Regions from separate parts of the Homo sapiens genome. Here all the other regions are linked to region 1. A link is a loop called in an ENCODE intact Hi-C map of the cell type or tissue named here. Cell type or tissue: mammary epithelial cell. All regions are shown on one strand. Region 1 has its middle 28 kb from the start of LINC00517. Region 2 overlaps MIPOL1 (mirror-image polydactyly 1). Region 3 overlaps MIPOL1 (mirror-image polydactyly 1).

Evidence for each region. A loop is a pair of places that touch in the nucleus more often than their neighbours do. Peaks named below come from ENCODE experiments on the same cell type or tissue, not always from the same donor. Only the 100,000 strongest peaks of a DNase experiment are listed, where the experiment ranks them.
Region 2: a loop joins it to region 1, with 11 times the contacts of the local background. A loop is called at or near these places in 76 of 110 quality-filtered maps.
Region 3: a loop joins it to region 1, with 12 times the contacts of the local background. A loop is called at or near these places in 75 of 110 quality-filtered maps.

Annotation. Positions count from the first base shown.
Region 1 is chr14:37,870,613-37,878,612 of GRCh38, forward strand. No RefSeq gene overlaps it. Among named protein-coding and RNA genes, the nearest start is that of LINC00517, 28 kb to the right of the region's middle. RefSeq lists a silencer at 4,268-4,327. In mammary epithelial cell, a CTCF peak has its summit at 4,237 (motif pointing left); a DNase peak (open chromatin) is centred at 4,249; H3K27ac peaks cover 433 bases.
Region 2 is chr14:37,241,623-37,249,622 of GRCh38, forward strand. MIPOL1 (mirror-image polydactyly 1) reads left to right here. Exons shown (of 13, transcript NM_001388067.1): 2 at 5,481-5,618; 3 at 6,207-6,285. The coding sequence starts at 6,267. Among named protein-coding and RNA genes, the nearest start is that of MIPOL1, 48 kb to the left of the region's middle. In mammary epithelial cell, a CTCF peak has its summit at 4,906 (motif pointing right); no DNase peak of the experiment used is centred here.
Region 3 is chr14:37,226,792-37,234,791 of GRCh38, forward strand. All of the region lies in intron 1 of MIPOL1 (mirror-image polydactyly 1), which reads left to right. Among named protein-coding and RNA genes, the nearest start is that of MIPOL1, 33 kb to the left of the region's middle. In mammary epithelial cell, CTCF peaks have their summits at 3,995 (motif pointing right) and 6,291 (motif pointing left); a DNase peak (open chromatin) is centred at 6,260.

The DNA.
Region 1 (8,000 bases):
AACTAGAAGCCTCCTGGTATTGGTTCTGCGTCTGTTTGCTCCTTCTTCCGTGTTTTTGAGATGCAGAGCTGCCTGTTTAAACACACAAAACCCATCCACACGTTGAGTTTAGATGAGACCATCCTAAGCCACAGGCTATTATTTTTCCTGCTTTGAGTATCACTACCTCACTCGCATTTGTTATCCTTAAAGAAATGGCTCCCAAGGGCGAGGGAGCAGCACTGTATCTTCCTTCCCCCCTTCTCAGCAGCCCTGCTTATTTGATAGATTGCTCCATTAAAACAAATCTATTTACTTAAAGACGGACTGCCAGACTTCCATAAACACTTGTGAGAGAAAGACAGTCCGGTTCGTTGTTCTCTGCCCAGCCATTATCCACGGTGTTTCAAGCCTTCTGTATTTTGGCCTGGAGGACAGAGACTTGGAGGTCGGTGTGGCCACATTTTCTGCAGGAGCTGTTTCTGGCACTTCGGGTGTTGCTCATTCCCTTAGCTGCAGCAGGGGAGCCAGTGTCACTTGTAGGCAAGAATACAAAGCAAACTGAAATGCTAAAGAAATAAGTTGGCAGAGCTTGTTCCACAGGCCCAATCCAACAACAACCTAGTAACCATTTAACTTTTGCCCATTTGTTTTATTTGTTGCATCATATGCTTTAAGGCAAAGTTAGCACAAACAACTCATTCATCCAGTATTTATTGAATGTCTATGATGTGCCAGGTACATCATAGGCATTGAGGCAATGAGGATATAGCATCGAACTAAATCAGACAATAATCACTGCTCTTCTGAAGCAAACATTCTAGTGGGAAAAGAAAACAATTATTAATATTGTATATTAAGTGAAAATTATGCAGTTAAACATAAAATTATAGGGCTTCACGTATTTCATAAATCTATTTGAAATAACATACAGTGTCATATCACTTTACAGTTTGTAAATAGTTTTTTATATATCAGGTGAAATGAAGGAGGTACTTTCATATGTTTCAACTTTGTTATCATTTCAGTAGCTCTGTGAGGTGGGCATTGTTTACCTTGTTTACTAATGGTGAAGCTAAGCTCAGAGTTGGTTGTATAAGCCCAGCTTTGCAGAGTCACCTCAAGCTCAGACACTCTGCCAGAGAAACTAGAACAAAACCTCAAACCATGGGTCCAATGAGCTGTATGTTTTTGAAATAATACTGGTAAAAATGTAAAGACTTTTACAAGGTTAATAGCGGTCTGACAGTCATGTGGAGGGAGACTCAAGGAGATTCATAAATTATGCTACTGTCACTTGCATCCGTCCATACTTTGCCTCTTAGGGTGTTACATACTCAAGAAATCTCCGGGAGGGGTGTGTGGTACAAGCAGTGGGAAACTAAGCGCCACACTCTGCTGCTTTGCAGTGAGATGCTGGAAAAAGACTACTGCATTTAGAGTTTCCATACCTGAGTCTCAGTTGAATCTGTGATGTGGGCTGGAGATTCCAATTATTGGGAATGTATCTGGGGCATTCTGGGGCCCATGAACTCCAGAAACAAAAAACCCCAAACTCCCTTCAGAGGCAAAGTCCTGCACTGAGGAGAAACTGCTGGGAATAGAATCCAACCTGACAATAGGAATAACAACACCAACAGAATGAGAAATTCCGGTGAGAATGGGAGAGGGAGCAGAGAAGGAACATCTCAGAAAGCCAGGATGTATTTATCTCCTTAAAAACAACAAAAGAGGTAATTCTAGAGCTATGGGCCTAGAAAAGTGATCTAGACACATCCTTCTCTCCTAAAAGTGGAGAAAAACTCATCTTTCTGAAAAATGAGCAACAGAAAAAGGATCGTGGGTGAATCGCATACAAAGTTATGCAAAAAGGAAAATAAAAAGCAGAAAATGTCTCTATTCAATGAAGAATTTAGAGAAATATGCCGAAATAGAAGACAATTATAACCAGATGTTTCAAAATAAGCTAAAAAATTTAAGAAAGTGATAGAAACTATGAAAGAACAACAGAAATAAGAATTAGAAAAAACTCGGAAATGAGAATTGGGCAAAAGGATCATTTCAATGACAACAGAATTTATAAAAAAAAAAAAACTTTTTAAAAAATTAGAAACGATAAAACTGGGAAGAAAGTAAAAGTTAATTAACACAATGAATATTGTCTTAAATAGAAGAGGGAAAAAAGAAAAAAATTTTAAAAATCAAGAAATGAAGGAAAGAAAGTGTTTGAGAGAAAGTGATACATAAAAGAACAAAGAACATCCAATATACATGCTATAGGAACCCCCAAAGGAGAAAAGCAAATAAATGAAGCACAAGAAATACTAAAATCTGTAATATGAGGAAACTTTCCTGAAATAAAAAAATGAAGTCAGGTCTCATATTAAAAGGAATGACTTGGGAAAACTGTTCCCCAGAAAACCAACACCAAGACATATTCTAGTAAACATTGGACCTAAAAGAGACAGAGAAAAAAGACACTTTGGGTATCCAGGCAAGAGGACAATTCACGTGTTAGGGAAAATAAATAAAATTTTCATCAGACCATCCAAGAGCAGTATGTTAGCCCGAGAACAACAGAATAATAATTACAATACTTAAGAAAATGTCAGCTAAGGAGTTTATATCCAGCCAAACTTACCTTCACATACACAGTTCAGACATGCTTTATGACCATGCCCAAACTTAGGAAGTGGCAATCCTATGAGTTCTTCCTGAGAAATCTACAAGAGCCTGTGACTTAGACAACCCTGATTACTGTCAAGGTGTTGGTGGAAGGGCTGGTGGGCCTTGCTGGTGGAAATGCTCCACTAAAAGGAGGAAGCAAACTAGGAGAAGGAAGGATGGTATTCAGGATGTATGGGATCCAATGCAAAACAGGTGAAAGCAAGAATAATCTGAAAGATGCCTCTATAGAAAACTGTCTTCAATAGAAGCATGTTGGAGGGTATGGGAAACTTAGTCAGATGTTTAAACAAAGCATATGAAAAAAATAAGACAATTATTAATTCCAGGACAGACAAAAAGTTGTATAAGAAATTAAATATAATCATAGTATATTACCTGACTTAATGAATAATATGTACATAGTCAAAATACAGAAACTGAATATAGATATGACTCCAGATATATTAATAAGACAAATTATGTTTAGAGAATATTGAAGGGGAAAAGATAGTATAATTGAACTGTTATCCTAATCCACTGTAGTAAAAATCAATAGCTAATGAATCAAGTAATAGGATTATATTGTATATATTATTCAGGAATATGGAGGCAAAAAATGGAGGAAAAACAGTAAAAGAGTTTGAAGACATTGTTTCTGGGGGAAAAAGATAAGGAATGTAAGAGGGATAAGGGACTGTTGTTTTGGTTATAAGACTTTTAGTCCAATCTGATTTTTTTAGACAGGGTCTAGCTCTGTCGCCCAGGCTGGAGTGCAGTGGCATGATCTTGGCTCACTGCAACCCCCGCCTCCCGGGTTCAAGTGATTCTCCTGCCTCAGCCTCCTGAGTAGCTGGGATTACAGGCACACACCACCACGCCTGGCTAATTTTTGTACTTTTAGTAGAGATGTGGTTTCACCATGTTGGCCAGGCTGGTCTCAAATTTCTGGCCTCAAGTGATCCACCCGCCTCGTCCTCCCAAAGTGCTGTTATTACGGGCGTGAGCCACCGCACCGGGCCCCTCCCTATCTGACTTTTTGTCCGAAGTGCACGTATTCTTTGATAACAAATGAAAATGATAATTAAAATAGAAAAGCCTCCACTGAGCCCTGACTTTCAAACAAAACCAACTCCCTGCCCATCACATTCCCAAAGGCCTCACCCTGGCAGGTGACCAGCCGTCTCTCCATGGTCTCTTCCAGATTCCTCGAGGTCTGAACAAGAACCACTGACGCAGAACGTGAAAACTAGAAGCGTTCATTAGCGACCACCCTTTGTTTGACTGATGAGGAAATCAAGGCTGATGGTGAGTGGCTGGCCCCAATGTACTGCTCTCTTGTTGTGTTTGACTTAGATCTTTGGTCTCCTGCCCGGGATTGGTGTTCTTTCTGCTGTCACAAAGTGCTCCCTCCAGTGAGTGTATTCGATCCATGTGAACATCTCCCTTCAGGCCGCTGGTGGTCTCAGCGCCTGCTTTTCCCCTGTCCTCTTAGGCATGCTCTGATGTGAACTATTTTGGAGCTGCCTTTGGGCTGAGTTTGGCCGGATCCAGTGCACTTTAACCTGCCCTCTGCTGCCCTCTGCTGGCGACATCTGGGCTTTGCTGTTCACCCTTTTGGGCGTGGCCCCACCACTTCCTTTCTGTGAAGAACATTCTTTGCGTCTGGGCATGATTGTGCCCTCTGACCTGTGCCAATCCATGTTGACTAGTCCCGTCTGTTACCTGGGAGCTTGTTAGGAATGCAGAACCCTAGGCCCCACTCTATATTTATTGAATCAGAATCTGCATTTTAACTAGATCCCAAGTGATTCATATGCACATTAAAGTTTGAGAAGCACTGTTCTGGGTCAAACTCAGCTACATTCAGGAAACAGTCGAGATCAATCTTTTCTACTCAGTAATTATCTTGGATCACTCTAATACCTGTTCCAGTTCTGTCACTTGGTAATGATGATTTCTGGTCCAGATGCTTTTTTCTGCCTGGACGGCTGTCTGCAATAACAGAGAACAGGAAGTGCCATACTTGGAATTCTAAATTTTAAAAATCCACTAAATTAAAAGCTGAGATGGCAGGAAGGCATAGCACGTGTATTGTGCTACAATATTTCAATCCTCCTGCATCTTTTCCCCTTTACCTCCCACAATTAATAGGAATGTCATTTTGGCTTTGAAGATAGACTAAACTTATCCTATAAGTTTAAAAAAGATCTATTTTGGTTTTGGAGGGTCTTATTTTGTTGTGACATGGTCTTGCTCTGTCACCCAGGCATGTGCCACCACATCCAGATAAATTTTAAATTTTTAGTAGAGATGTGGTCTCCTCTCCCAATGTTGCTCAGGCTGACCTTGAACCCCTGCGCTCAAGTGATCCTCCCGCTTCAGCCTCCCAAAGTGTTGGGATTCCAGGCATGAGCCACAGCACCCAGTCTCTATTTTGTTTATAAATTATAAAATCTTTTTATATAACTGCACTGGGTATTTGGGAGACATTAGTCTGCAGGGTTTTCAGAATGCTAGAAACACAACATGTTACTTAATGAAGTATTCCCCCATGTTCTCTTGCACAACTTCATTCATTCTCAGGCATTTGACTGTCAAAGGTTTACTAAACACCCACCATAGACCAGACATGTGTTTGGTTCTGAGAATTCAGGGTAGACGTGGTTCCTACTTTCATTGATATTCCAGTCTAATGTGTAAGACAGCGATTAAGCAAATTATGATTTCATAACAACTGTATCAAGAGAAACTGATGAAAGTTTAAATTGGCTTCCATGAAAAAATGACATTTAAATGGAGACTTAAAGGATATTGGAGTTGGTGAGGGGTGAGTGGGAAAGAGCAATTTAAGTCAAGAAAGTCCTGAGAGGAGCAGGAGCTGAGTGGGAGCACCAGAAAAAGGAGTGTGGCCGAGCGCAAGCTGGAGACAGTCTGTGAGGGACATTGAGGCCAAATGGGGCAGGGTTTAGTGGCACCTGGAAGTTAGCTGGTGGTTGATCTTATTGTAAGAACAATGGGAGCCACTGGAGAGTTAAACACAGGGAAAATGATGTGATAGAATTTTTTCATTCTCACCAAACTTGCTATTGTTCATGCAGGTTGAAGCTGACCCTAAGTCTCTGGGCCATGGTATCACTTATGGGCATGCCAGACTTTGGGTTGAGTGTAGGCTCTGAAACCATATCCCCCTGTTCCCAGCCGACCAGAAAAGACAACTAATTCTCTTCCTTCTGCATGCCCCAAGAACACAGAACTGTAGACTGTGGCTACCCATGTTCCATCTACTTCCTGAAAGAGGTCCTCCCCTCCACTCTCTGCCATCCAGCCCCCTCTTGCTCCAAAACTTTAGTAAATGGGTTTAATGTAGTCTGAAGTTTTTCTACAGAGTATATTTATCACCATAGCAAATGATGCTCATTCTTTGAAAACAAGCCTCTGGTGTATAAACTATAAGGATAGTTTTATCCAGGCATAAAGCAGAGAGAGTGATACCAGTTCATGCCTGGATAGAATTATTGGAAAGGGGAGTTCAAAGACAGAATTCTGCTTTGACAAGAAGAATTTCAAAATATGACTTTGCCCCCCAAAAATTTTACTTCAGAAGGGGGAACTCACACTATTTGAGAAGGAGTAGGCAGGTTGTTTAGAAACTCTGAAAATGGATTAAGTGGGCATGTTTGCTTTTATGGCTTACAGCAGAGTAGAAGAAAAATAACACTAATCTATTATTAGAAATGCAATTTGCTTTTAAATCAATTATGCAGAGACTGTGAGAAAGAGGAGTCAAAATAAACTTAGTATAAGTCAGGAAGATTTTACTCTGTAACTAGGTTTTGTTTTTTTGGGTTCTATATTTGGCTATTACTGAAAAATTGTTTATTTAGTGAAATACATTAAAGTTTTCTTAACACGCATAACTACTTTTTACATAATTAGCCCTTCTGTAGCAGTATTTCACATCTGTCTTTGCTATAAGTCCCAAGGGCAGCTGAACCCAGGCTGCAATGGGACACATTGACTGGCCACCTGAGCTTGTGGCTTGGTCTAGCAAACAGGGTCCCCAGAGATATCCCAAGAAGTCTAGAGGACCAGTCTCAGAAAACAAACCAGTGTTGGTGTGTGTTTTGTAAAAAAGTTTCTCCAAACTTACATTTAGCACTTCTCTGATCACAGCACTACCTATTGCTTCGGATTGAAGCCAAGAATCTGCTTTTGCAATTTTAGTCTGCTTCCAATATGTCAAAAGATGCTGTAAAATTCTCAGACCTGGCTGATCATATACTGATTTATACATTTCTATTTCCACCTACATAAGCACATGCCATATAACTCACCAGAGGCTTCAGGAATAAAATCACACAATGACAGGTAGTAACTCTAAGAATCCTGCACAATCAGTGAGTGTCCGAGCTCTTCTAGAACTCTCGGTGAGCCATCAATAGAGCAGGTGCAGTTGGAGGATGATTTATTCTTCAACTGAAGTCGATTCAAGTCACTTTCTAGGGAAAAAAAGTGTTGCTTCTTAGGGAGCTGTCATTTCTCTCTACATTTCCTTTTCACTCACCAATCTTGCTTGAACCAGGCTCCCTTTTAACAGTGAATGTGGAAGTAAGAATGCAGAACCCCATTCTGAGGAACAAACAGCATTTAACAGGTGAACTTGTAGAAGGAAGACCAGTATCTGGGCACCATCAAACTTAGTAGGGCATTTCTAGTGGAACAGAAATGTTTTCTTTGCGGACAGATATCTAAGGGCTCTCACACTTTCATTTCTTGGGAAGATAATAAATGCAGTAAAATATGTTGTTTGCTTTAGATATTCTGGATGCCTTTTCCTGTGGGATTTCTTCATGTGCCTTTTTTGTGCTGTTTTGTGTTTCTGTGAACAAGAAAGAAATGTGTTTCTCTTATGGCTAGTGGCAAAAGTAAGCCAGGCTGGAGGTTTTTTCATTTACTGTAAACTGTAACTTCCTTACAGCAAGGTGCTTAGTATTGGGGGATGGAGTTTACAGAATGAATACAGTTGAGTGAGGTTAGAAAGAAAATCAGAGACAAAGAAAGTGGCTATATTGAGGATGTTTAAAATGTTCTATTTTCTGCAGAGCCACGTATAACAAACTGACCTCTGAGAGCCATATTCACAAGCTCATTAAAAGCCCAGAGCTAGAAAAAACCTCCAGATGTATGGCCTATTTCTCACTCCATCCTTGCCATGGTTGGGCTTAGGAACTTTGACTACCCTGGTGAAGAAGGAGAGAAAAAGAAGTGGGAGGGAGAGAATCATTTCAAATGAAAGGTTTAAATTTGAAGTGACTGGGTAAACTTAAGTGAAAATAAAGACTCTAAAGCTAAGC
Region 2 (8,000 bases), 630 kb before region 1:
CCTTCAATGATGGGATGTAATTAGTCTTTTTTCATGGTAATTTTTTGAACACTGAAGCATAAAGGGGAACTATCTGTGATAGACATAAAATGTAATAATACAAAACAATTTATTTTCATTATAAATTTTTTAAACTTTAGAACCCTGAATTTAGACTCCTGAATTCTGAGACAATTGTAAATAGTCCCTAACTGAACTAAGAAATGTGATTTTTAGAAACATTTGTTTAATTCTCAGAAACTCTTTCTTACATTTTGAACTTCTCTATTCCAAGACATTCTTGCCATATGTATTAGTTTATTTTGAACTTTTTAGTCTAGTTAATCCAAGCAAACACGCCAGCAAGCAAGCAGTCAATCAATCATAACAAAGTATAATTATAAAAGATTAATTAGGCAATAATAGTTTTTTCAAAGTTTCAAGGGTGTCATGAAGATCACTGTCTTTCTATTCATTTTGGGCCTCTCGGTGGTAATGTAATGTCCTTCAAGGTTTCCTATTAAATTCCATATTATTTGTAAATATTTAATTATTAAATTAGAAGTAATACATGCACCCAATTAAAAAACCAAATTATACCTATAAATATAAAATGAAATATAAATGTTTCTTTCCCTCATTCTCTCTGTCTCCCCACCCCAACTCATAGGCCCTTTCTTCAGACTAACCACTGGTAATAGTTTCTTATGTATACTTCTGTAAAAAAATAATGTGCCTATTCAAGCATGTATATATATGTGAGTATAATTTTTCTGTTTTTAATTTATCCATACTTTGTGCCTGTATTGTTTTGACCGAGGATATATTTGTATAGGAAATCTATTTGTCTTATTCACCATTTTATATCTAACTCCTATAATATTGTCTGGCTCATAGTATACACATAGTATATATAGATCTCTTGCATTTATGATATAAACCATATAGGTTTTCCATATGGTTGAGCCACATTTTATTTATACCAGTTCTCTATTGACGGACATTTATGTTAGTTCTAGTTTCTTGCTAGTCATGTCCCTCCACCTGTCCATCCACCTGTCTGTTCATCAAATGTTTACTGAGTCCATATTTTATGCCAGATACTCTTCTAAGGATAGAGAGATGGGGGAGAAAAATCAAGGGCCCTGTTTACATGTAAGTTACTGAGATATATCAAAAACAATGAAATAAAATCTAAACAGATCAGTTTCATGAAGGCAGTAGTGCAGGTAATGTGATGAGAAAAGAGTTTCTACTTTAGATGGGATGGCCAGGCAAAACCTTTATTAAGAGATGACTTTTGAGCAAGGCGTGCATAATGAGAGAAATGGCTTAGAGATCTAGAAGAGAGAATTCTAGGCATAGAGTATAATAGCAAGATAAAAGCTCTGAGGCAAGAATAAGCTTGGTGTGTTCGAAGAACAGAAAGAAGACCAGCATGACTGGAGCATAAGTATTTGTTCTTACAAATAAAAACTGCTGTAATGAATATCTTTGTACATAAAAATATCTTACATATTTTTGTAAATATTTTTAGTAATGGAACTGTGGGGTCAAATAATTTAAATATATGCCTTTTAAATTTGTATAGCTGTGGTACAGGGCCACTATTATCCCTTATCCTTTCTTCCTGAACCTCTTCTTGCTTTTCATAGCTCTGAGGAACTTGAGTTATCTGGAGCTTGGTAAGCAGTAGGCACACTGGGTGAAAGAGATTCTTTTGGGAAGAGAACGTGTCAGGGGCTATAAATGTTTGAGTCTTTTGTATAATAAGATGAAAATCCAATAGTAAGACATGTGCTTATATTGTGTTGTGTGATAAAATATTTGGCTCTCTGAAATAGCGTGCTTTCCTTTTTATGAAACTATTTTAATGCAGAAATTATCAACATTTCTCAAGCTAGAAAATACAAAATTCAGAGTTTTTCTAAAATTACAGTTGGATAAAATGAAGTATTGTAAATGATCTCTAGTTTGATACTTGGATTCAATTTACACAAATTTGTGATTAAGCTAAGAAAATATGAAAAATATGGCATAAACCAAAGTCAGCTGAAAACGTTTGCTAAAGTGTGGCTTTTGTGGAGGAAGGTAGGAAGAGCATCTCCTATTTAAAATGTTTTTTAAAATCCTGGATACTGTTACATTGGGGAATGAAATCCCATTTTTAAATGCTTCTCTGTCAAAAAGGCATTATTTAATTTTAAAGGGTAAATGTCAGAATTACTTACAATTTTTTAGGCAGATTAGAAATTTCAGACTGGTCAAAGAACAAATTTTGTTTCATGAAGTGTTTTAATGCTGAGTAAATAGGAGAGTCAAGTCACATTTGAGAGCATAGGGATATTTGTTTAAATTTTTTCAACCTTCTTTTTTTTGGTGAGTGCATGTAGGAAACTTTATCAGATATATTGAGATTCCTATGTACCTAGAGAGAGAGAAGGGTGTGCAGTTTGCTTAATTATTATTTATTTTTCTTTTCTTCCATGTAAGACTCACTTCCTTTTTTTTTTTTTTTTTTTTTTTTTTTTTTTTGTGAGACAGGGTCTCACTCTGTCACCAGGATGGAGTGCAGTGGCACAATCTTGACTCACTGCAGTCTCCGCCTCTCGGGTTCAAGCAATTCTCCTGCCTCAGCCTCCCGAGTAGCTGGGGACTACAGGTGCACACCACCAAGCCAGGCTAATTTTTTTTTATTTTTAGTAGAGACGGGGTTTCACCATGTTGGCCAGGATGGTCTTGATCGCCTGACCTTGTGATCCGCCAGCCTTGGCCTCCCAAAGTGCTGGGATTACAGGCGTGAGCCACCATGCCCCGCCACTTCCTTTTTTATATACTGAAAATTTTTCAGAATTAAAAATAGCTTGGAGGAATGAGGCTAGGAATTTATTATGGAGAATATTTTAACAGCTGCTCATATATCCTCTGTTGGTTATAGTAGAGTTTTTTTTTTTTAAATAGGTGATTTTTTCCATCACAACTTATAAACAAACTTTAGTTGCAAATTGATTTTACTTTGCTTCTTGAACCTGGTGTAGATTAGTAATAACGTAATCTTTATATGTTTTGTCTTTAATGTAATGTTAGCATTTGGATTAAGAAACCCAATTTATCTGATTGTCTACTGTAAAATCATCCCACTAGTTTTAATGTGAATATATAATTTTTGACTGAAAACAAATTCTTGATATCAAATCTTTAAGGTAAGGACAGAAATTAGTATTTTATTAGTCTTAATCCTTTGTCCTAAAAAAGAAGTATAAATATGTTGCATCTTTACAGAAATCTTCTCCTATTATATGTAGATATGTTTTAATTGTTTGAAACATTAAAACATCTAATTTTTGCTGAAGAATATGCAAATGTGCCACTAAATCTGTTTTTTAAGATTTTTCCAGTTTAATGTCTGAATCCAAATTCATAAAGAGTTGGAAAAATGAGATGTCTGAGCTATAGGATTCACAGGGATTTCATATGAAGCCTATTTAATCAGGATAACACTGTTATTAATATTCATAATGTCAGCTGGAACACAAATGACAGACTATGGGGCCTAAAAATTTTACTTGGTGAATTTATTAAAAGTAGCTTAAAAAATTAATGGAATTTAAGTAAAGTTGGTGAATATGAAAATCTTGTGTTAGCAGAAAAAAAATTCTCTATTAGAACTTTCCTTTAAGACCATTTTGCATTGATGTCTTTTGACAGATTTCATTGGTACTTAAAGAAGAAAGATGCATGAATGGTCATTTAAGAGGATTTAAACACATTGGCACATTAATTTTTACATGAATAATAAGTACTTTCCAAAAGCAATTAACTTACAGTGTACAAGATATGAATTGAAAAATAAGACTGTGACATCAAGGGCAAAGCAAATGTGCTGTACATTTTAAACTTAGTGACAGGACTTTTTAATATTTTGATTTATTTTATTTTTATGGTTTGTGCTGGTTATGACTTAGAATGTGGTTATTTTAATGCATTTAAAAGCAAATTTAAAGGACATTAATTTATTACTCTCTTCGTCTCCAAAAATATTGGTGTAGTGTTAAGCATTATCTTCTGCCAAGGACCATTTGCATTTTTTGAAGAAGTAAACATTTATTGTGCTAATTGCAATATTTTATCAGAGAAGATGTTCAAATTACAGAAAGGCAATGGGATGATACTGTTTGGGTTTAAGGCTACTAATACATATTTTTAACACAGGCTTTTTGGTTATAGCATAACTTAAGAGTATAATAAATAAGCTTCTGAAAGTTAGTTGTGAAAAGTTAAGGACCACTTGAGTAGTTAGTATATAAGTACATTTGTCCTGAATTTTAGCCTAAGAAGGTAAAATGTTGGGAATGACCTAAAACAGGATGCATTTTTGTGTAGTACTTGTTAGTCTTTACATTTTGAAATATGCCTATAATGACAGTTATGATAGTACTCAGGTTTTTGTTTTGGTTATTGAAGTTTATTAAAAAATTAATTTTAGATCATTATTTAAAGTCATAACAGTATTGAATATTTTGTTTTACATTTTCCATGCATATTTTACTACATATAAAAGCATAGTTTAGTTATTATCCATAACAGCCAAGTTACGCTTTGCCATTAAGAGAACAGAGGTGTTGACTGGCAGTCTCGTTGGGTACTAGAAGTTTCACTTGCAGTCTGCCATAAGCATTATTTTATTTCATTAAAAGTGTAGAAATCACCTATATGAAATAGATGTAGTTTGGGACTCAGAGCTTTATTGGACAAATCATTAATTATCTCAGTGTCCATAAATTATCATAATATAGGTATTAATTTAGATTTTTGTTATAAGTCATGGAATCAAATTGGTATATTGGTTATTTTGTCTAGAGGCTTTCTAAAACTTGGGTTTTGTGGAATTTTTTTGTTTGGCTCTGAGTTATTCCCTTAAATGCCCAGGAGAGGGCAGCATTTTACTACATCAGTCTTACAAAAGAATTTGCCCTGCTTAGACTGTCAATGTTTCTTGTAATTACTCCCAGTATATTTGTTGCTTGCTTATGAATTAACTTGCATTTATGGAACTAAATCATTCCAATCATTTAATTACACCTGAGGAGCTGAACTATAATTGCTTGCTTCCAACTAGGATCTGATATGGCTTGAGCAGTATTAATTTGGTGTTTACTTTTCTGAGTGCTAAAAGCATTAAAATGATTGTGCAATGGGATTACATTTTACTAATTGCTGGCATTCATTAGCTGGGTAAATGATGAGGAAGAGTGACTGTATATTGCAGAGGGATAAAATTATGGTTTTAAATAGTATATTACTAAGCACATTAAGGCCTGTAAGACATGTTTTAAAATACTCCAGAGGTTATTAAAGACTGTATTTTCTACATGTCTTGGTATATGAATCTCTTATTAAAATACTGCAATTATTATTAACCTTTTTGGGCAATATGTAGGGAAATGGCTTCATTGACTGGAACATATTTCTTTGATATTAATAACTTCCTATATTTTCAGCTAATCCAAAAGTAAATGAGAAACTTAGAAAAAGATTGCCAATTCCAAATCAACATATTTAGAGAAAATTGGAAAAGGAGAAGCTTACTACAGCTTTATTTGAGGACTTTTTAAAGAACGCTGGGTTCTATCTGTGAGGTAAATCTAATTTTATTCTCCTTAAAAGCATAAAAAAAAACTTGCATAGTGTTTTATCATGTTTACTACAAAAACAAATAAGAGAGAGGAGTATCATTAATTCCACAAGTTAGTGGTGGTCTTTATGTTTTTTAAAATTAGAGTAATATTCTTAAATTACTTTTATAAGTAAAATTTATTAAAGTAATCTATATGAATATATACACAGTAAATTCAAATCAGTAAATTTGAAATTTTTGGTATAAAATTTATGACAAATAAAGTAAAAATGTATTTTTCTTAAATGCTTAAAATTGTAGTTGAAGAAGATTTCAGTTAAATAAATTAAATGGTTCTCTACCCAAATCAGCATGAATGTCTAAAAAACTTAACCTGAACTGTATATACTAAAATACAAGTGTGAAGAAAAGAACCTTTTTCTGAGAAAAAGATTTAATTTCTCCTGTTGAAATTCTCAGTTAATTGTCCCATTGTAAATGTTTTAGAAAACCATTTATCCTGTAAATTCTCTGTTAAACAAAGGTAAGATTTAGGTGTGTTCTGATATATTGTTTTCAGTTTATTTATCTAGAGTTGGCTTTATTTTAGCTGCAAATCTTGGAGCAAAAACCAGAGACATTGCCAGAGCAAACAAGAACAGAAATACAAATGGAGAACTGGTCAAAAGGTAAGGACTTTTAAGGTATTAATACCAAGCCCCAGGTGTTGTTCTAGTTCAAGGCACTGAGTGAAGTGTGTTTGTTCTAACCAATATATTAGACAGAGGTAGACAAGTGCGCACACACACACACAAAACATGCACACAGAGACCCAGGGATTATGAAAGAGATACAAAGAAAGACACACAGAGAAAAGAGACATACACACAGAGAGAAAGGGACACACACATGCACACAGAGGAGACACAGAAAAGACATTGAGAGAGGGAGAAAAAAAAAGACACACCAGGAAATAGAAACACGCCTACATACAAAGAGACAGAGGAGACAGAATGACTGTGACAGAGATGTACAGAGCCACATTCAGAGAAAGAAAACACATAGAGAAGGAGATCCTCAGAGAAAGAGACACAGGAAGGAAGATACTTGAAGAGGGAAACACATAGAGGCACTGACACACACCTGGAGGCACACAGAAAGAGAAGCATACACAGAGACTCATAGAGAAAGAGAGATACCGCAGTAAGAGACTTGGTAAGAAAGAGACAGATGTATAGTGAGGGACAGAGAAAAAAAAGAGACACATTGAGAGTGATAGAGACACAGGCATGCGGACAGATACAGAGAAAGAGATGTACATACAGACAAGAGACACATATAGTGAAAGAGACAAGATATGGCTCTTTCAGACATATAGCGAAAGAGACAAGATACAGATATCTATATCTATATCTATATATATATCTCTCTCTCTCCTCACACAGAGAGAGAAATGCCAGAGTGAAAAAGAAAAATCCACCAGAGAAACAGACACACCTAAAGTAAGGAGAGAGAGTAGAGAGAATGAGAGACAGACATGTATATATGCAGACAGAGGAGAAAGACATAGATCAGAAGATACATACATTGAAAAATAAATTAAGACACATATATGAGACAGAGAAGAAGAGACTCACAGGTATGCACGTGTGGAGGAACACAGCCTGAGAGGCAGAGAACAGTCAGAGACAGATAGAATTGGAAAGACTGTCTGAAGACAGAGACAGACTGAGATATGGCCTGAAAAACAAATGGAAGGATGGATGGATGGATGGATGGATGGATGGATGGATGGATGGGTAGATGGATGGACGGACAGTCAGATAGATAAGAGCAGCAGACATAAGGGAGGGGGCAAGAGATATTTAAGATCTATTACAGTAAAATGTTGAAAATTTGGAATCCTTGGGAAATGATTCTTTCTGAATGTGATATTACATATATTTGAAAACTTAAACCTTTATGTACATCTTTTAAAATTTCCTCTTGTATTATAATTTAAAAAATAGGATTCTTATTAAAACACTGTGTGCATCTCTTCCTTTTTTGGTTCCCCTTCCCCCAACAGGGCTCCTGTTCAGCATAGTCCTGCCACATTTTTATCCTTTTTTGAAGGTTAAAGTCCATTTTTGAGGACCGTTCTATAATCATTGTACTGAATAAGTTAACAATTATACATTCTTTTGAGTTATAGAAAGATCTGAGTGCCTTTTTCTGATTTCTGGATTTTGTTTTTGATTTTTATACTGTTAACAAATTTTCTTGCTGTTTTTGCACCCACCATTAGTAATTTCTCTTTTTATTTGTCACTCTGGGCTGCTTATTATGAGTTTAGAATCCAGATAGCTGATGTAATTCTATATAAAACAATCATATATAATATCTGGGTAAGATAGTTCAAGGT
Region 3 (8,000 bases), 640 kb before region 1:
AGATCCTATTTCAAAAAAAAAGGGAAAGTGTTTTACCTTTCAGCTAACATGCTGGCTTAGGACTCCTTTCTGGGTAGTGTGAGAAATACTCCTTGGGAGTTTGGAGATAAGATTTTTGGCAGCTTCCTGATTATTAAGAATTCAGTGTCCAGTTAATTCTTGACTGTGATGCTGCCTCTTTTGAATTTGTTTTGTAAGAAGCTGAAAATGTCTCTGAATATATGAGGTGCTGTGAGAGCTAGGGAACTCATAAGGCATATGTATTAGTTTCCTACTGCTGCTGTAACAGCTGTAAAAAATCACTAATTGGGTGGCTTAAAACAACACAAATTTATTATCTTACGGTTCTGGAGGTCAGTAATGTGAAATAATTTTCACTGGGCTAAAATGAAAATGGCAGTAGGGCTGGGGATTTTTAGCATCTCTTAGGGAGAATCTATTTCTTGCCTTTTCCTGCTTCTTAGAGACTGCTTGCTGTTCAAATGAAATGGTGCATTTCCCCCAAAGAGGTGATCAATTAACACTGTATAGTCTATTCATGTATTCAATAATTTGAATTTTTTTAAGTGTAGTTAATTATTTAACCTATACAGAGTCATTGTATACTATCTCTCCTCATATCTGGGGTTTGGAAATGGTGGTGCAGCAGAACAGAGACACATCCAAGGTCTAAAACATGAAGTGTGTGGTGTGTGTGTTTGTGTGTGTGTATGTGTGTGTGTATTTTCACAAGTGGAAGTGGGGTGAGCTGGAGGTTATTGAGTCTCAGGCACCACAGAATCACTGTTGACATTTGTTGTTATTGCAACAAGGAACTCCTTTAGTCAGCATTGAGGGAAGTAGGCTGGCAATCTCTTTAAGTTGTGTACCAGGATAGGAGAGACTATCTTGCACTTATAACACCCAAATAATTTTTGGTGTTTCACTCATACAGAGTTTGGCTTAGAGATTAAAGCTCCTTCTATCTTGTGATGCCACCATCGCAAGGTTCTCAAGGTTGTTGTGGGAGAAGAGAAGGCTAAAGGAGCTCATAGAATGCCTTTAATGGTAAGTCCTGAAATTCGCTTGTATCACATCTGCCCACACTACTTTGTCTACAATTCAAGTGACCAAAATATAAATAAGGCTAGGAAATATGATTTTCCTGCACATTTAATAGGAACTGCTATGGTTATAATCCAACTAGGATGGGGATTTGGAAAGGGATAGAGTAGAAGAGGAAATGATGGTTAGATCTCATCTCTTTTCATTACTCCAGCAAGATTTTTACCCTGCCTTGACAGTACCATTTGGCACTTGCTGCTTGGGCTATTGCTGTGGATTTCTGTATTGGTGGGACAGACAATGATTGACCTAAGGCAACATCAGGGACTTAAGAACCATACACATTACACATTTTTCTCTCACCTATTCTTTCAGCATCACCAGTGTCTACCTTTCACCTGAGGTGGCCCCCAACCCTATTTCAAGACAGTTGACACAGATTTCTTGAAGTTTTTGGTTGGTTCCTCAGGTCAATGATTTCTTTCTTTTCTTTTTTTTTTTTTTTTTTTTTAGTAGTTCCAGGTGGATTTTGGGGAAGAGAACTGACAGCCTTTTGCAGTTCATTGTCTTAAGGGGAACTGGACACCTTCCTGACTTCTGATTAAAACATTTTTAGGACAAAAACTCCAACCTTACCTTACCTAAAAAACCGTTTAGTTTCTTGTCCTCGTAAATAGAACAAACAGTTTATTGCTAGGGTCTAGGGATGATGGTAGTGACATGATGGCACCATGACCCAGAGAATAGCAGAAAACTTTGTATTGGGTTACCTATGAAATGTAGTTCTTTCTTTAGGAAGCAAATTATCTTTCTTTCAACCACTGATACTATCTTTATCTTCTCTCTTCAGGTTGGGTTAAAGGTCTGAAACAATAATTAAAAAATCAACTTATCAAAAATACTTTGCTTCACATTTTTCGTGTGTAATTAGTGTTGCAAGGCACCCAAAAGAAGAAATACTGAAAACAATTTGTGGCCAGGCACAGTGGCTCATACTTGTAATCCCAGCACTTTGGGAGGACAAGGCGGGAGAATTGCTTGAGGCCAGGAGTTTGAGACCAGCCTTGTCAGCATAGTGAGACCCTGTCTCTAAATAAATGAATAGATTTGATTTGGTAAAATAAGTATCCTGACCAATAAAGAAAAGTTAATAGATTGAAAATGGTAAAGTTTCTAAAATAAGTCAACAATTTCATCAAACATCTTTACTGTATATAGCTTATTTAAACATATATATACTTTTCTAGGTATTGTGCAAAACAGGCACTAGAGACATGAATGAGTGCATTGTTAAATTTATAAATATTATTAAAAGATTAATTTGTGTGTGTATGTGTTTGAGACGGGGTCTCACTCTGTTGCCCAGGCTAGACTGCAGTGGTGTGATCTCAGCTCACTGTAACCTCCTCCCTGGCTCAAGTGATCTCTTACTGCAGCCCCCAAGTAGCTGGGACTACATGCGTGTGCTACCACACCCAGCTAGTATTTTTTGTAGAGACGAGATTTTGCCATATTGCTTATGCTGGTCTCAAACTCCTGGATTCAAGTGATCTATCTGCCTTTGGCCTCCTAGAGTGCTGGGATTACAGGTGTGAGCCACTGCACCCAGCCAAGCCCATTATTCATTTTTGCCACTAAGACTAAACTAACCAAAAAACAAAACAAAACCCAAAAAGCCCATTGGTTATATGAATTAACATTACAGAGTAGCAGACCAATTAACATTATTAAATTAAGTCAACAACATGAAGAGATATATACTTAAATTCCATATTGAGTTTATGCAGCGATGTAGAAATAAAACTATTAGGAGGAAAAATCTGTTACGGTCACTACTGATTATATACCTCTTTATGCTGGTGATTGATTTTAGGGGCTTTTATTAAATTAAATTTACATACTTTTTGTCATGATTCAAAAATGGGGTTTGACTCAAAGTTTAGTTACATTAAGGATTAAAATATTTTTACATTAAAACTATATATGTTACAAAAAGACTGCATGGTCTCATTTATATGTAGAATCTAAAAAAGTTGGATTTAGAAATAGGAAGATGATGGTTATCAGGGGCTAAAGGTTGGGGATGGGAGTGATTGGGGAGATGTTGGTCAAAGGAGACAAAATTTCGGTTTGACAGGAGGAATAAGTTCAAGAGAGCTATTGTAAAACATGGTGACTACAGTTAATAACAATGTATTATATTCTTAAAAATTGCTAAGAGAGTAGATTTTGTGTTTTCACCACAAAAAAGACATGTGAGATAATGCATATGTTAATTAGCTTGATGCACCCATTCCACAATGTATATTTCAAAACAACATGTTGTGCATAAATATGTACAATTGTGACTTGTCAAGATACATAAATATGCATTTAAAAATCATTATTAAGAGGTGAATTTTGATAATCTTAAACCTGCTCTAACAGGACTAAAAATTTTCACCGAATTTTTAAGAAATAAAAAAAGTTTTGCTATGTTATTTATTAATAGGAAAAGGTCAACAAAGTGTTGAGAAACGCTGCTTCTGCTTTTGTATATGTCTCTAGCTGTTTGTTATTGTGACCAGTGGAACTTTGAAGAGAGTTTTACAGTGATGCTTGCAGGGTGTTGCTCCATATCTCTATCTTGTGGAGTAGCTTTGTATATTTTATCATCTTCCTTAAAGGGACAGCGTGAATACTAAGTTTTTCCTTGGAGAAATCAGCTGCCACTTTTCTTTTTCCTATGGGAAAATTTTATAAGATGTTGAAGAAATCCCAAGTATTCATAAATATTACTTATCAAATGAGAAATTTTGGTCAGAATCTTGGTTAGGAAAAATGTGGGTAATTACATGTTATAGATGAAAAGCTGGGTTTTCTAAAAGTCAGTTTTGTTAGGTTTACTGCAAAATTAATAAAAAGGACTGATATATAAGCTTTGCAAAGTGAGTCTATTTCTCCAGTAGGTGGCGCTGTATACTAATGATATTGTGCTACTGCATGGCAAACAAGGGAATGCAGCCGATGAGATAATAATATTAAACTTAAGTAAACCAATATGTAGTACAATTCAATATTTTACCTATTCATTATGTAACTAGAGGCAAAATATAATTTTATTCCATATATCTCTATCTATCTATCTATATGTTATTTTCCGGTTATCTGTGGAGAATGTGTACAGTTGATTGGTGGAGTTAGTGAGTTTTTATTGGTCTGTCCTTACACTTTGAGTCAGTACTCTAATGACCAAGAAAATGTAAAAGATTTTATTAGTATTATTATTATTATTTTTGAGACAAGGTCTTGCTGTATCGCCCAGGCTGGAGTGCAGTGGTGTGATCACTGCAGCCTCAAACTCCTGGTTTCAAGCGATCCTCCCACCTTAGCCTCTGGAGTAATTAGGACTACAGGCACTCACCACCATGCCCAGCTAATGTTTTTATTTTTCATAGAGATGGATTCTCCCTGTGTTTCCCAGGCTGGTCTCAAACTCCTGGCCTCAAGCAGGACTCCTGCTTTGGCCTTCCAAAGTGCTGGGATTACAGGCATGAGCCACTGTGCCCAGCTAATATTTTCAATATACAGTTGAAATTATTTTAAATGGCTTGCACTCAATGATTTGCCAAAATAATGGAAGTTCTGCATTCCCACTGATATTAACATACTGACTGATTTCTATGGTGTGCTTGATACTAAGGCTAATAGATGAATGTCTTGTAGATACTTCTGCATTTACCAGTTGATTTCTCTACTTAAAAAGTAGTATCAGGTGTGTTTGTTCTCAAACCTGTTTATGCTAATTGTATCTGTGATCATAATTATATAATTATATTAAAGTAAGCTAATGGAAATTTCATTATAAAAAGCATTCTCTCTAGGAAAACTAAGATGAATGTTTTGGAACAATCAGTAAAGGTTAATCACTAAAAAAAAATTACTATCAAAGAGGTGTGAGAAAACTGAATAAAAGCCCTACAGGCCGGGAGTAGTGGCTCGCACCTGTTATCCTAGCACTTTAGGAGGCTGAGGTGGGAGCCTCGTTTGAGGCCAGGAGTTAAAGAACAGCCTGGGCAACATAGGGAGATCGTATCTCTACAAAAAATTTTACAAAAGTAGCCGGATATGGTGGTATGTGCCTGTAGTCTAAGCTACTCAGGAGGCTGAGGTGGGAGGATCACTTGAGCCCAGGAATTTGAGGCTGCAGTGAGCTATGACCACACCACTGCACTCCAGCCTGGATGACAGAGCCAAACACTGTCTCTAAAAAAAATTAAAATAAAAAATAAAAAATATTTTATTATTGTTTGGCATATAAATCATGCTTGACTTCTGCAGTGTACCTAATGTATACTGTTTTATAGTATACAATGTTATAAAGACACACTGTGAATACAAGTAATACCTAGAAAATAGAAGTTATAAAAGAAGTTACTAATTGAAGAATTATCACTCAGCTAATAAATTTTATACATCAGGGTTTATAAGGAGTTTTGGTTAAGGTATAGATCAGCTTAACTGTTTTCTTCACAGTGTACTCTCTGTCCCTTATTAGTATCTTGCTACACATGTTCAGTCATCTTTTTATAATTTGTCTCACATTTTTTCTCAATATTTTATATAAAAGGAGAAACATACTAGTATTCCAATGATCACCAGGACTTGAGCCATCCAATGGGAAAATGGAAATTGCAACTATATCTCTTCACAAGTCTTCTAATGTCATCTTACCCTTCTGACTATTCTTTTTCCTCTTCTGTCAACACATACTTGTACCTTTTAATATCCTCTTACCATTTTGACTATTATTTGTTCTTCTCTTTCAGCAATACTTGTACCTTTTTATAGTATTGATGGAGGCATTTACTTGCATGTGTCACTTTTCTAAGACCAAATTCACTTTTTTTCCTCAATTTTTCATAAGTATCATGTCAGTTGGGGCCTTTAAATCAGCCTGCCAACATATTTTCTAATTCTGGAGATCAAGCAAATTTGATTTTCATTTACTTCTTTTAATGAACCTGCAATCCCATTGCTATATCATGCTGCCAAGGCAGAAAGATTAAAATCTGGCCACTCTAAAATTCCCAGATTATACAGTGATTAAACTATTCAGTAGTCATCCTAAGTGAGTATATAAGTCTTCTCCAGTGTAGCTGAGGTGTATACTGTTTCATCAGCTTAGTGAGGCATCCACTCCATGCATGTATGGCTTCATCTTTTTAAATTGATGCCAGTCTTGACCAGTCTTTTGGAAGAGAGCACCCTCTAGTGTCACTATTTGGGGTAACACGTGTATTTTATTGTGATGAAATGCTACTGAAAACACCATTTGGGCTTGATTCAGTAATTCAATACTCCCTAAAATTTCCAGTCATTCTTTGATTGTTGGGGCCAGTGTTTGTAATACAGACACTACAAAGGTTAGGTTAACATCAGGTACTTGTGGCCTGAGTGCAATTTAAATATAAATTGGCCCCAAGAAGAAGTCAGTTGGCTGTATTTAACTTTCATATTTTTTCAGAAACCTTTAACTTTTTCAAAAAGTTTATTCTATATGTGGAGGCTTCAAAAAGTTTATGGAAAAATGGAATTAAAAGATAAAAAATATAAACTTTATTTCTCAACATAAGTGTCATCAAGTTCAGGACACTTTTGTTGGTAATGATACCAGCCATTTAGTCCATCCCTAAAGAACTGAGGGTCCTAGGAATTTAACCATGTCAGTGCGGTCATTTTTACATCATTAGCTGACGAAAAATGAATGCCTTTTACAGATTTTTTAAGATTAGGAAACACAAAGAAGTCAGAAGGAGCCAAATCAGGACTATAAGGTGAATACTTAATGATTTCCCATCAGAACTCTCACAAAATTGCCCTTGTTTGATGAGAGGAATGAGCAGGAGCATTGCTGTGGGGGAGGAGGCCTCTCTGGTGAAGCTTTTCTAGGCATTTTTCTGCTAAAGCTTTAGCTAACTTTCTCAAAACACTTTCATAATAAGCAGATGTTATCATTCTTTGGCCTTCTAGAAAGTCAACAATCAAAATGCCTCGAACATCTTAAAAAACTGTTGCCATGGCCTTTGCTCTTGACCAGTCCACTTTTGCTTTGACTGGACCACTTTCACTTTTTGGTAGCCATTGCTTTGGTTGGACTTGGTCTTCAGGATCATACTGGTATAAAACCATGTTTATCTCTGTTACAGTCTTCAAAGAAATGCTTCAGGATCTTGATCCTACTTATTTAAAATTTCCATTGAAAGCTCTGCTGTTGTCTGCAGCTGATCTGGGTACAATGGTTTTGGCACCCATCGGGTAGAAAGTTTGCTCAGGTTTATTCTTCAATCAGAATTGTGTAAGCTGATTCCATTGAGACGTCTGTGGTGTTAGTTATTGTTTCTGCTGTTAATCATTGGTCCTGTTCAGTTAGGGCATGGTCACGACAATTTTTTTTTTTCTTGAAAATAGAGGTGAACAATCTGCTGCAGTGAGCTTCATCTTCAATATTGTCTGGTCCCTTCTTTTTTTCTTTTCTTTTCTTTTCTTTTTTTTTTTTTCAGGTGGGATCTTGCTGTATTGCCCTGGCTGGCCTCGAACTCCTAGGCTCAAGTGATCCACCCACCTTGGCATCTCAACGTGCTGGTATTACAGGCATGAGCCACCATGCTTTGCCTTAATTTTTAATTTTTAAATTTTTTGTAGAGATGAGGTCTGGCTATGTTACCCAGGCAGCTCTTTAACTCCTGGCCTCAAGTAATTCTCCTGTCTTAGCCTCCCAGAGTGCTGGTATTACAGGCATGAGGCACCACACCTGGACCCAAACCTTTAATTTAATTCCTGACAGTTGCTTTTGTTAAAGTGTTAGCAAAGCCTAAAATATAGTAGGCTTCCATTCTAGTTACTACTCATTTATTGGTCCCTGCAGTACTGATAGAGGTCTAATGTGGTCCACTTAGCTGAATTCTTTTTTTTTT